Linked DNA regions of Homo sapiens: region 1 is linked to region 2. The links are chromatin contacts, found by Hi-C or POLR2A ChIA-PET in ENCODE. All regions are on one chromosome and are shown on one strand. Each heading gives the region's core, a stretch centred on a gene start or an enhancer-like site at or near the end of the contact. The rest is flanking DNA. Distances are from core to core; before and after follow the strand shown.

What was found. Hi-C counts contacts between places; a loop is a spot of excess contacts on that map. ChIA-PET counts read pairs that join two places held with the same protein, here RNA polymerase II (POLR2A). Pooled maps may share reads with other maps.
Region 1: a loop to region 2 is called in a map of HepG2, with 4 times the contacts of the local background. The contact joins two enhancer-like sites. A Hi-C loop is called at or near these places in 3 of 168 maps with a recorded cell type or tissue (Caco-2, HepG2 and naive thymus-derived CD4-positive, alpha-beta T cell), 11 of 37 single-sample maps with no recorded cell type and 7 of 50 pooled maps. POLR2A ChIA-PET finds 5 or more read pairs at or near these places in 1 of 52 experiments (MCF 10A).

What each region holds. Positions count from the first base shown.
Region 1 is chr1:228,858,129-228,863,475 of GRCh38, reverse strand. No RefSeq gene overlaps it. Among named protein-coding and RNA genes, the nearest start is that of RHOU, 130 kb to the right of the region's middle. Within about 2 kb of position 2,220, at least 9 of the 41 ENCODE cell types and tissues checked have a DNase peak (open chromatin) inside an H3K27ac peak, as active enhancers do.
Region 2 is chr1:229,225,668-229,231,054 of GRCh38, reverse strand. No RefSeq gene overlaps it. Among named protein-coding and RNA genes, the nearest start is that of TMEM78, 21 kb to the left of the region's middle. RefSeq lists an enhancer at 2,276-3,001. Within about 2 kb of position 3,399, at least 3 of the 41 ENCODE cell types and tissues checked have a DNase peak (open chromatin) inside an H3K27ac peak, as active enhancers do.

The DNA.
Region 1 (5,347 bases), core at 971-3,470, 370 kb after region 2:
GGATGCTCTCCTCGAGTTTCCTGTAGCTCCTATGCTCACAAGGATCGTGGCACTGTGGGGTAATTGCTCCAGTGCTGCCTGCTTCCTTCTTAGATTCAAACTCCTTAAAGGAAAAAGCAGGTCTTACTGAAAATTAAAGTCCCAGCTCTTGCATAATGCTGGGCACACAGCTGGAGTCCTGAAGAATTTGCTGGATAGAGGAATGAATAAACGTAGCCCTTAAGCAGTGAGTTCCTGTCTCTCTCCTTCCTTAGTAAATCAGGTCATTGGGAGCATTTATCTTTGTGTCTCTGGTGCCCGTGCAGAAGCTGGCCCTTCACAGGCAGGCAAAGGTGTGTTTCACTCACTTGTTCTGACTATTCCTGAATTTGGATAACTCGTAGTCCCATGTCTCTCTGAGATTCTAACAGGACCCAGGGACAACCTATGGGAAGACAGGGGTAGTGTGGGAGTGGGGTTTCTTGGAAGCCCACCTTGCTGGGATGAGTGACTCAGGTTCTCCCAACTTTGAAGTTCAGGGCCCAGCTGCAGGCGGCCCCCATCCCGCCCTGCGCTAGAGGGCGTGTGTTGGGTGGAGGGGGCACACATGCCAAGGAGGGGCGGTGAACATTGGGTGCTTGGGAGATGGAAGGGTCAGCACAGTGCAGACATAAAAAACCAAATGGCAGAGCCCAGGAGAGAGCATTTGGTGGCAGGTGACACTCACGAGGATCAGAGTCTCAGCCCACTTGGCTCAGGTGCTCCGACCAGCCCCTCTGCTGACCCTGGCTCCGAGCCCTGTGACCTGGCAGTGACTTTCCTCTTCTTAGAAAAAGGAGGAGGGTGGCTAATTGAAAACAAACCAACTGCTTCTCCTCTTTCCTCAGCCCTCAGGAAAAGCATGTAATCATCTCCAGGATTTAGAGATCTTTTTCTTCTAAAGTCAAGGGAAACTTGTTGTTCACTCCAGCCATCTTATTGCTCCTGAATTGTGTGGTCTGAATCCTTGTCTGCTGGAAGCTTTGGACAACACACTGATCAGAGCACTAAGTTTGGAGTCCAAGCCGTGGTTCCCTGTGCCTCAGTTCTCCCACCCAGAAAGCAGTTGATCCCTTGGTCCAAGTGGCAATGATGCCCAACAGAACTTTCTGTGGTGCTATCCAGTATGAAAACACTCGCCACATGTGACTTTGCAGGATGGCTAGTGCAACAGAGGACCTAATCTTTAATTAAATTGACTCATTAATATTTGACTAACTGGACTGCACAGCTGTAAGGTTGAACCTGCTCTGACGTTACATCCCATTCCCACAAGCACACCCTTTGTCTCTCTAATTCTCATAGCCACTTTCTCCACAGAGGGATAACTTGGATTATATAGTCTATGTGAAGCCTTTAAATATGGGACATGGGTCAGAAAGGGCAGAATGCAGTGTCAGAAAGACAGCTTTCTTTGAAAGTAAAAGACAAAACTGAAAATGATGCACTGGGGAGGAGAGCCTTCCGCCCACCCCCTCTTCCCTTTCGTAATCCTGCAGAGACCACACGGTGTTGCAAATCAAAGTCTGCTCTCTGGCCAGATGCAGATAGGAGCAAAACTTTCATCTCTTTTCTTGCTTCTACATAGTGCTCCTTTTTGAACCTAACACCCTCCCAGCCTGCCCCTTGGATCTGTTCTAATAGCAGTGATTGGAGCTGTTGTGCTAGGACAGGTGGCTCCATGAGACAGGAGCTACCACGGTGCAGTGAGGACACCTGGGAGCGCCCAGAGCTCCGGGACACATAGGCTGAGAGCTGTGCTCTGGTGCCCATCATCCCTGCAGGCACTGCCGGCTCGGTCCCACCCAGCCCACCCCAGGGCTGCACAGGGTCCCTGTCCTGGGACACTGGTTTTCTACCCTCAGGCATGTTTGCTGATTCTCCCAGACCCTGGCCAGTATTTTTCTCCCAAAAGCCTTCCTGGCATACCCAGCTGGCACTGCCCTCTCCTTTCTTGGACCCTGCTGTGCAGCAACGTTTCAGAGTCATTCTGCACCTTCAGTTCTGCACTAGAGTCATTCTCCAAATATTTCTGTGCTATCTCAGCTAGATCAGAGCCTCCCTATAAGCAGAGGTTGAGTCATCTATTTCTTTTTTATCCACTTGTGGCACCAAGCTCAGACTTTGCTCTGCACTACTTACTCACCCAGTGCTTACTGACTGATTTATTGACCCAGAACCATGGCGAGAATGCAGTCAAGCTATTACCGTGAACTTCACAATGCAGGCACGTGAGCTAAGGTGACAGGGGTTGAACCCAGATTGCTCGCTGGGGCTTTTGTTCTTGCTCTGACTCTACTACCAGCTCAGGTATCAGAACACGCTACCCTATTCCCAGGGGCCCCTGTTTGGTTCAGACCGCACAGTCCCTGCTTTGCAGGGCTTCAGGGACCACACCAAGGAAGGCCACTGTGAACATCATAAATGGCACGCTGAATGGCACTCATTGTTAGTATAAAGTGCAGGTACGTTCTGTACAGTGAGATTAGACGGGTTACTCAGAGCCAGCAGCCGGGACACACCTGTTCTTTTTCTCTGCATCAAAAATCCCTCTTTTCTCTGCACACATTTCTTCTCTCCCAATTTCCACGAGGTGGCTAAGGGCCTTCCTGGACATTTCTTAGACTTCTTAGAAACTCATCTAGAAACTCCCTGATGGGTTTCTAAAATTATAAATTCACTGGCACTCAGCAAATCTACATTTTACATAAGAGAAAGTCAGCCTAGAATAAAAACTTGCCTTTTAAAAGCCAGCTTTTCTGCCACCACTTCCATCCCTCTAGACTGCTGTCTCTTGCCATAGATTCTCCCTCTGGACCCTTCTGGATGTCTGCCTCACCATGGAGCAGCCCTTGGACCCTCAGGCTGACTGAATGACTCATACCTGGGTCAGCCCTCTTAGAGGGACTGCTCCATGCCACTGCATAAACAGAAGAAAAGGTCGGGCGTGGTGGCTCACACCTGTAATCCCAGCACTTTGGGAGGCTGAGGTGGGTGGATCACGAGGTCAGGAGTTCAAGACCAGATTGGCCAACATGGTGAAACCTCATCTCTACTAAAAATACAAAAATCAGCCAGGTGTAGTGGCATGTGCCTATAATCTCAGCTACTCAGGAGGCTGAGGCAGGAGAATCGCTTGAACCTGGGAGGCAGAGGTTGCAGTGAGCTGACATCGTACCATTGCACTCTAGCCCAGGGGACATAATGAGACTCTGTCCCACACCCCACCCCACCCCCCAAAAAAACCCAAAAAGCAAAAAACAAACAAACAAACAAACAAAAAACAGAAGAAAACACCACAGTGGAAAGGCCTGTGAAAGGAAAATAAAATCTCGGGACTCCAAACTCACTATGCCAAAGGGAAAAGTTAAGCTTGGAAACTGAGTCATGCAAAAACTCCCTTCCTTTTGTTCCAAGACAGCTGTAATTTCGCAGGCTGACTTTCTCTTATGTAAAATGTAGATTTGCTGAGTGCCAGACTAATGCTTAATTGACTCCTCCGCTTTCTTTTCAGGTGTAAAATGTAGATTCACAGAGCCTCACAAGAATTGTAACCACTTGTCTCATTGCCTACCCTCCCTCCTTTTATTTTTCCTTTTTCTTCCCCTCCTGATTGCTCTTTCCCCTTTAAACACTGAGGTTCCCAAAACTCTATCTGGAAAAAGCATAGGATACAGATTCTACTGTGATTTATGTTTCTTTTTCTCTGGTGCCTCCTCAACCTTGGCAAAATAAGCCTCGAAATCAATTGAGATCTGTCTCAGTCACTGTGGTTTACAGACCCAACTCCTGCACTTAGGTAGTCAGGAGAGCCGACAGCACAGATTAGGGGCCTCCTTAGCTGATTTCGGTGACCACACCCATACCAATTCTCTGACTCCAACACAGCCTGGTTCGCAAGACTTCATTATCCTGTTGCAGACTTCTCAGCCACAATTGACACAGGCCAATGGGGCCTAAAGTTCTCCTTAGTTTTTCTGAAAGTATTAAGAAAGTTTGTGTAGAAAGGTAATGCACACAATTTCTGCATTTCTGCCCTGCAGTAAGGCTCAGAGCTTATGATGTTTAATTGTATGTGTCAACTTGACTGGGATAAGGGATGTCCAAAGAGCTGGTGAAACATTATTTCTAGGTGTGTCTGTAAAGGGTTTCCAGAAGAGACAGCATTTGAATCAGCCAGAGCAAAGAAGATCTCTCTCTCTCCATGTGGGAAGGCATCATCCAATCCAATGAGGGTCCATATGGAACAAGAAGGTGGAGGAAGGGTGAATTCTTTCTCTTCTGAAGCTGGGATGTCCATCTTCTATGGTATTCAGACATTGGAGCCCCTGGTTGTCCCTCAAACTCCCCTCAGGCCTTCAGCCTCCAGTTAGAGCTACACCATCAGCTCCCCTCGTTCTTAGGCATTTGAACTTGGACTGAATTACACTACTGGCTTTCCTGGTTCTCCAGCTTGCATACCGTGGGACTTCTCAGGCTCTATAACTGTGTGAGCCAATTTCCATAGTAAATCTGTTCTTTCATATATATACATATCTCCTACTGGGTCTGTTTCTCTGGAGAAGCCTGACAAATACAGACGTATCTGTTCAGAACCACTTTTAATATCCCTTTATAAAAATCCTTCAGTTGCTACTTTGAATAATTAGCTGCTTTTGATGGGGATCATGATAATTCTCTTAAGTCATTTTTTTCTTTACTTTTTCTGATTAACTCCAAGTGCTGTACTACTACATGCTTTTCAAACTGGAGTACCCACAGCCCCATTTCTGGGCAGGAAGGATGCAAAACAGCAGAATAATGGTGTGTCTTCCTGGAGCATCAATTTCATTACAAGATTTGGAAGAAATGAAGTCAAGTAATTTATGAAAACCATCTCTGTTCCCCCACAAACACAGAAGAAAAAAGAGAGAAGAACATGAGTTGGAGAGGTGCCTCGAGAAATAGTCCAGTCTCAAGCTCCCCAGGTCGGGGCAGAGGGCCAGCCTGCAGCTAGGACCAGGTGGACTTCCTTTCCTGTCTCCCAGGTGGCCTCTGGTGTCCTTTAGAATTTAAGCTCAGCATTTACTTTGGACACATGATTTTTGAAGGACATGGAGGTGCCAGATACCCTCATAAATTGGACCCCATGAAGACAACTCTGCCACAACAATTTGCACACCTGTATTCCTTCTCTACAAAATCCCTCTCAGCAGGGCATGCCCTGTACACACAGCAAATTGTGCTGGTTGCGTCGCTCCCATGTGCAGCTGCTTGAGTCACCTGGCTCATCTCCTGCACCATCTCATAGGGCTCTACGGAGCTCAGGATCTTCATACTGTATGTAAAG
Region 2 (5,387 bases), core at 2,150-4,649:
AGCTACCACACAGAGAGTGAACTACTGTGGTGTTCCTCAGAAATAATCAGGCTTTTTAGTGTGTGTGGTTTTTATTTTTATTTTTTTGCAAGAGGCAGTATACTTCAAAGGTTTGGTCTCACATTTAAAGGTAGGTTGGAAATAACAGCACTCAAGATGCTTTGGGCGATCAGAAAATTCCTCCAGCCCAGCAAGACAGCAGTGGTGTGGCAGAATTTGTTTAACAAAAGATCTTAGTGATTTAGCATTTATTCAGTTTACAGTAGCAGGTGTTTACTTCGAAGCTTAGCAATAGTAGGAGGTAGGGGTGAGTCATAATGTCAATTATTTTTTTCTAACTTCTGCAATTTTTTCAGTTGAGAGAGCTTCTACATCAGTGAAAGGAAGGTCATTTCTCCGTGGATTATCGGATTGAGCAGAGGGCCCGAGAGCAGCAGGAGTTGGGATGTATTTGGGGCAGGTGGGGGTGTAACCTGCAGTGCGGCTGTGGGGTGCTCTGGCCCGCAGGGCCCTGGAAGCCCTCAACTGATCAGAGCGCCTGGTGGGGCTGTCACCATGATTTAAAGCTCTGAGAATATGAATTAGCAGGAGGTAGGCGGATGGTGTCATTCTGGCCCTGAAAGGCTTCCATAAATCAGTGACACAGTGGAGCCCCAGCAAACTTCCTCCCCGCCGGTTTCTGGAGGCTCTCCTTCCCACTCTGCCCAGACAAGTGGAAAGGAGCGATCCCTTGAGTGGGTGGGTTACGGCCAAATGGCCTGCCCTCCCCACAGCTTGCAGATCTGGGCAGTTGGGTTTTCGCTGGAGCTTTGGGCTTCACCCACTGACTGCAGAGCTGCAGAATCCTTGCAGCACATTGGGGCTTGGGTTCTGGCTTTTGGAGGGATTTGGCTTTGACAGTGGTGGTGAGGAGGGAGTCTTTAATGAAACAAATTCTGTCATGTTGGATCAACACAATGGAGCTCAGTCTGCACAGTGGACAAGAATGGCTTGTTCCTTCCTTCTACCCTTTGTGCTTTGTTAACAGAATGTCCCTGGCACTTCTGTGCTCCTGCCTGCTGCCAAAAGCTTAACTCTGCCCTTGCATAATACTGGAGGACACTGTCAGAGGTCAGCTGGAAGTCCCTCATTCGAAGGCAGATGTGAGGGCTAAAACCCTGCCAAGATCCCCAGGCTGTTTTTCAGTGTTGAGGTTGAAACTTTTTCTCTGCCGCCTCCCCCAGTTTACCAACTCCTCCCTCTAACTGGGGTGGAGACTTGCGTCCAGGGAGTCTTCAGCTCCCCTCTATACAGTAAGAACACCTGCCACTGACACCCAAAGCCACGCAGTGATTTCTCTTCACTCTCTTCAGCCCCATGCTCTAGCAGGCTTTATGTTTTAGGGAGGAGCTGGAGTCACACGGAGGTCCGCTGTAGGAAACGTTGCTGCCTTCACTCACCCACTTCTGTTAGGCAAGGAGTTACAGCGGAATCTTACAGCAGAAAACAAAGCAGGAAATATGACCTCCCAGCGTCTCTCTGGGTCTGAGGAACAGGATTCAGGTGTCTCTGTACCTTGGCCAGTTTGCATTCTTGTCTGCCTAGGAATGCCAGATTCCTTTTAAAAACCACAGGTATAGGAAACAGCCCCAAGCCTAAGGTTCTTTCCCTTCCTTACCCTCTTTGTCTCTGTGGCTACTCAGCTCAGGAGGTGAGATGTTTTCATGGTACAGGGGACAGAAATTCCAGTTCTGGGAGGGGGAGCTGGTTGGGCTTCTTCTTTACTGTGGCCAGACATGAGCAACCTTAGCCTTCGGGCTTACACATGCCTAGCTGGTTTGTTTGTTTGTTTTGGTTACAAGGGGAATGGGAATAAGGAAGGAGCAACAGGCAGCTCAAATACCTCATCACTCCTGGAAAACACTATCACTTCCCACGCGTGGGAAGCCGGCATATTTGTTCCCGCAGTCTAGGCAGGTGGAGTATCCCTAATCCGAAAATCCAAAATCAAAAATGCTTTAAAATCCAAAGCTTTTTGAGCAGCAATATGATGCCACAAGTAGAAAATTCCACACTTAACTTCACGTGACAGATCACAGTCAAAACACATTCAAGACTTTGTCATGCACAACATTATTAAAAATATTGCATAAAATTACTTGGAAGCTGTGTTTATAAGGGTTTATATATAAAACATAAATGAATTTTGTCTTAAGATTTGGGGTTCATCTTCAAGATACCTCATTATATATCTTTTTAAAAATGTTGACTTTGGAATATATCTTATATATTCCAAAAAATTCCCGAATTGGAAACATTTCTGGTCTCAAGCATTTTTATTTATTTATTTATTTATTTATTTATTTATTTATTTTTGAGACAGGGTCTCACTCTGTCACCAAGGCTGAATGCAGTGGCGTGATCACTGCAGCCTCAACCTCCTGGTCTCAAGTGATTCTCCCCCCTCAGTCTCCTGAAGCTGGGGCTACAGGAGCACCACCATGCCTGGCTAATTTTTAAAAATTTTTTTGTACATATAGGGGTGGGGAGAGGTCTTGCTATGTTGCCCAGGCTGGTCTTGAATTCTTGGGCTCAAGTAATTCTCCAGTCTCGGCCTTCCAAAGTGTAGGGATTACAGGTGTGAGCCACCACGCCTGACATTTTTTATTTTTTAGATATGGCGGCGGCGGGGGGGTGGGAAGGGGGAGGGCGTCTAGCTATATTGCCCAGGCTGGATTCAAACTCCTGAGCTCAAAAGGTCCTCCTGTCTCAGCCTCTCAAGTAGCTGGGGTTACAGGCACATGCTACTGCACCTGGCTGCAACCACTCTGGATAAGAGCAACCTGTAATCCCTCTTCCACCTGCCTTTTGTTTACTGTATCTATCCCTGTAAAGTACTGCTACTTTCTAGCTGTTTGGCCTTATACAAGTTGCTTTACATCTGTATGCCCTATTTTCCACATCTGATAAATCAGTATTATTTCATAGAATTGCTATGAAGCTTAGATGAGATAATAAAGGCAAAGCTCTTAGAATGGTACTTGGCTCATAGTAAGCACTCAAATATTGTTTTTGTCAACATTTTCTATATATCTATGTATGGCTTTTGTGATTGTTTTTATTTTTAGTCAAGGATTACATCTCATTTCTTGCCTTTTCTTTGTATTCTGAATTCAGGTTGTGTGAATCTACCTGCCACTGCAAATTTTCAAGCTGAAAGGCCATTTGCATTTTACAACCACTCTCTCAAACATTCCTCTAGGGAACTAGCCGTTTTGAATTACTCCTCTCTTTTCTCTCTTGTCTCCAGAATTGCATATTCCAAATCCAGAACAGTCTCAGCATGGCTGCCGTTTTCTCGTTTCTTTGTGAAGCATCCCGGTCCAGGCTGCCAGCCTCACGTTATTTGATTGTTTTCGGAACAGCCGGCAGGGGGCGCGCATCAGCCGTTCCCAGCACTCAGGCGAGGGGTTCTGACTCCCCAGGTACTTCTGTTAATGAGTTCGGTGCCTGTAGGTCTTTCAGTTAGGATGATAGAAAGCTTCCTTGGCATGGAGATTCACCGTGTACTTCTACAAATAGAAGTTTAAAAGACAGAAAGCTGTATATTATCGCTGCTGAGAGCTTTGCAGTCACGCCTCCCTGTGATGAGACTGACTGCTGTGTTACTGTGGGTAAATTGCTCAGCTTCTCTGAGGCAGTTTCTTTTTATGTAAAAATGGGACAGAAGCCAGCCTGGCTTCTAGAGTTGTTGGAGGAGTCAGCATGTGGCTGATAGATGTAGAGCTCTTAGCCACTGCGGTATTTAGGAATTGGTAAGCATCTTTACTCAGGGCACTGAGGCAAGTTTGGGGCCCTGTCTTTTCTCTCCTTACCCATCCACCTCCTTTTCTTCTCCCTTCCTGCTCACTTTTTCTCCATGCTCTTCATTTCCCTGTATCCAGGCCTGAGACCAACGCCTGTGGGTACAAGGGAGCCTCTGTAGGCATAGGGCTGGGATATACAGAGGGGAGGCTGAGCCACCCACAGGGTGAAAAGAAGGCCAGTGGAAACCCCATTCCACTTCCCTCAGCTTTTTACGTGCATTCTATAAACCTCATCTAGTCTCTTGGTCAGCAGAAGCAAAATTAGCCACAATTTGCTCACACTGCACCCATCCCCAACCCCACTCCACCCTACCAGGGCTAAGAGATGTCAGCAAAAATAAACCCCACGAGAGTGTTCTTCATAGCCCGATGCACAGAACTGGCAGTGCCATGTGGGCATCACCCTGGATGGTGTGCATCCTCACCATACCCAGGCACCTACCTGGTCAGATGTGACAAGAGTTGCTCTAGGGACCTGGGATCCCAGAGAGGGTGGGTGGGTGGGATGGGGACACAACCTCAGCTGGCTCAGAGGAGGGTACAGCTCAGTGCCCAGGCTCGGCTCAGCCTGGCTTAGGGGACCATTCAGGCCTGGATTGGCACCAGTGGTTTGGTTGGGGACTAGTCTGGAAGGTTCCACACCTCTAATCTTCAAATGATGCTGGGTCTGTCTTCCAACTGGGGGGCTGGTCTAGGTGCCTTCTGTCCACAGGGGTAGCTTAGTTTGTTTCCTTTGAAGGCCTGGGTCTCTTTCTGGAGGGATAAGGGTCATGTGGGTAGGGGACCAGTTTGTTCTGGCTTTAGCCCTGAAAGTCCTGCATCCCAGGAAGCCACTCAATCCTGGGCACACTGGAAGGGGTGTCCACCTTGTGGGATGCAGCACGTCATGTGTTAATCTTGGTCTAGATCCCCGCAGGAGAGCTGTGTGGCTCTAGGATGTGATAGGGCACTTTGGGACGCAGAATTGCTGGGGAAAAAAAGAACTAACTATCTCCCACCACCAGATTAGATATGGGCTACTTAGAAGTTTCTTTCTTTTCTTTTCTTTTTCTTTTCTTTTTTCTTTTTTTTTTTTTGGTGCAGAGTTTTGCTCTGGTTGCCCAGACTGGAGTGCAATGGCGTCATCTCAGCTCACCGCAACCTCTGCCTCCCGGGTTCAAGCAATTCTCCTGCCTCAGCCTCCCGAGTAGCTGGGATTACAGGCATGTGCCACCATGCCTGGCTAATTTTTTGTATTTTTAGTAGAGTTGGGGTTTCTCCATGTTGGTCAGGCTGGTCTCGAACTCCTGACCTCAGGTGATCTGCCCACCTTGACCTCCCAAAGTGCTGGGATTATAGGCGTCAGCCACCGTGCCTGGCCTGCTTAGACATTCCTAACAACACTGGATGAATGGGGAGCTGGACCAAGCCACTGTCTTCCAGAGTACTGTGGCAAGTGGGGTCAAAGTGGATTCATCCCAAATGGGGATACCTTGAAGTGGCTTCCTGCCTTTGTCCAGGAGCTCCTCCCCGCACCCAGATCCCACAGCAGGAGGGCACTAG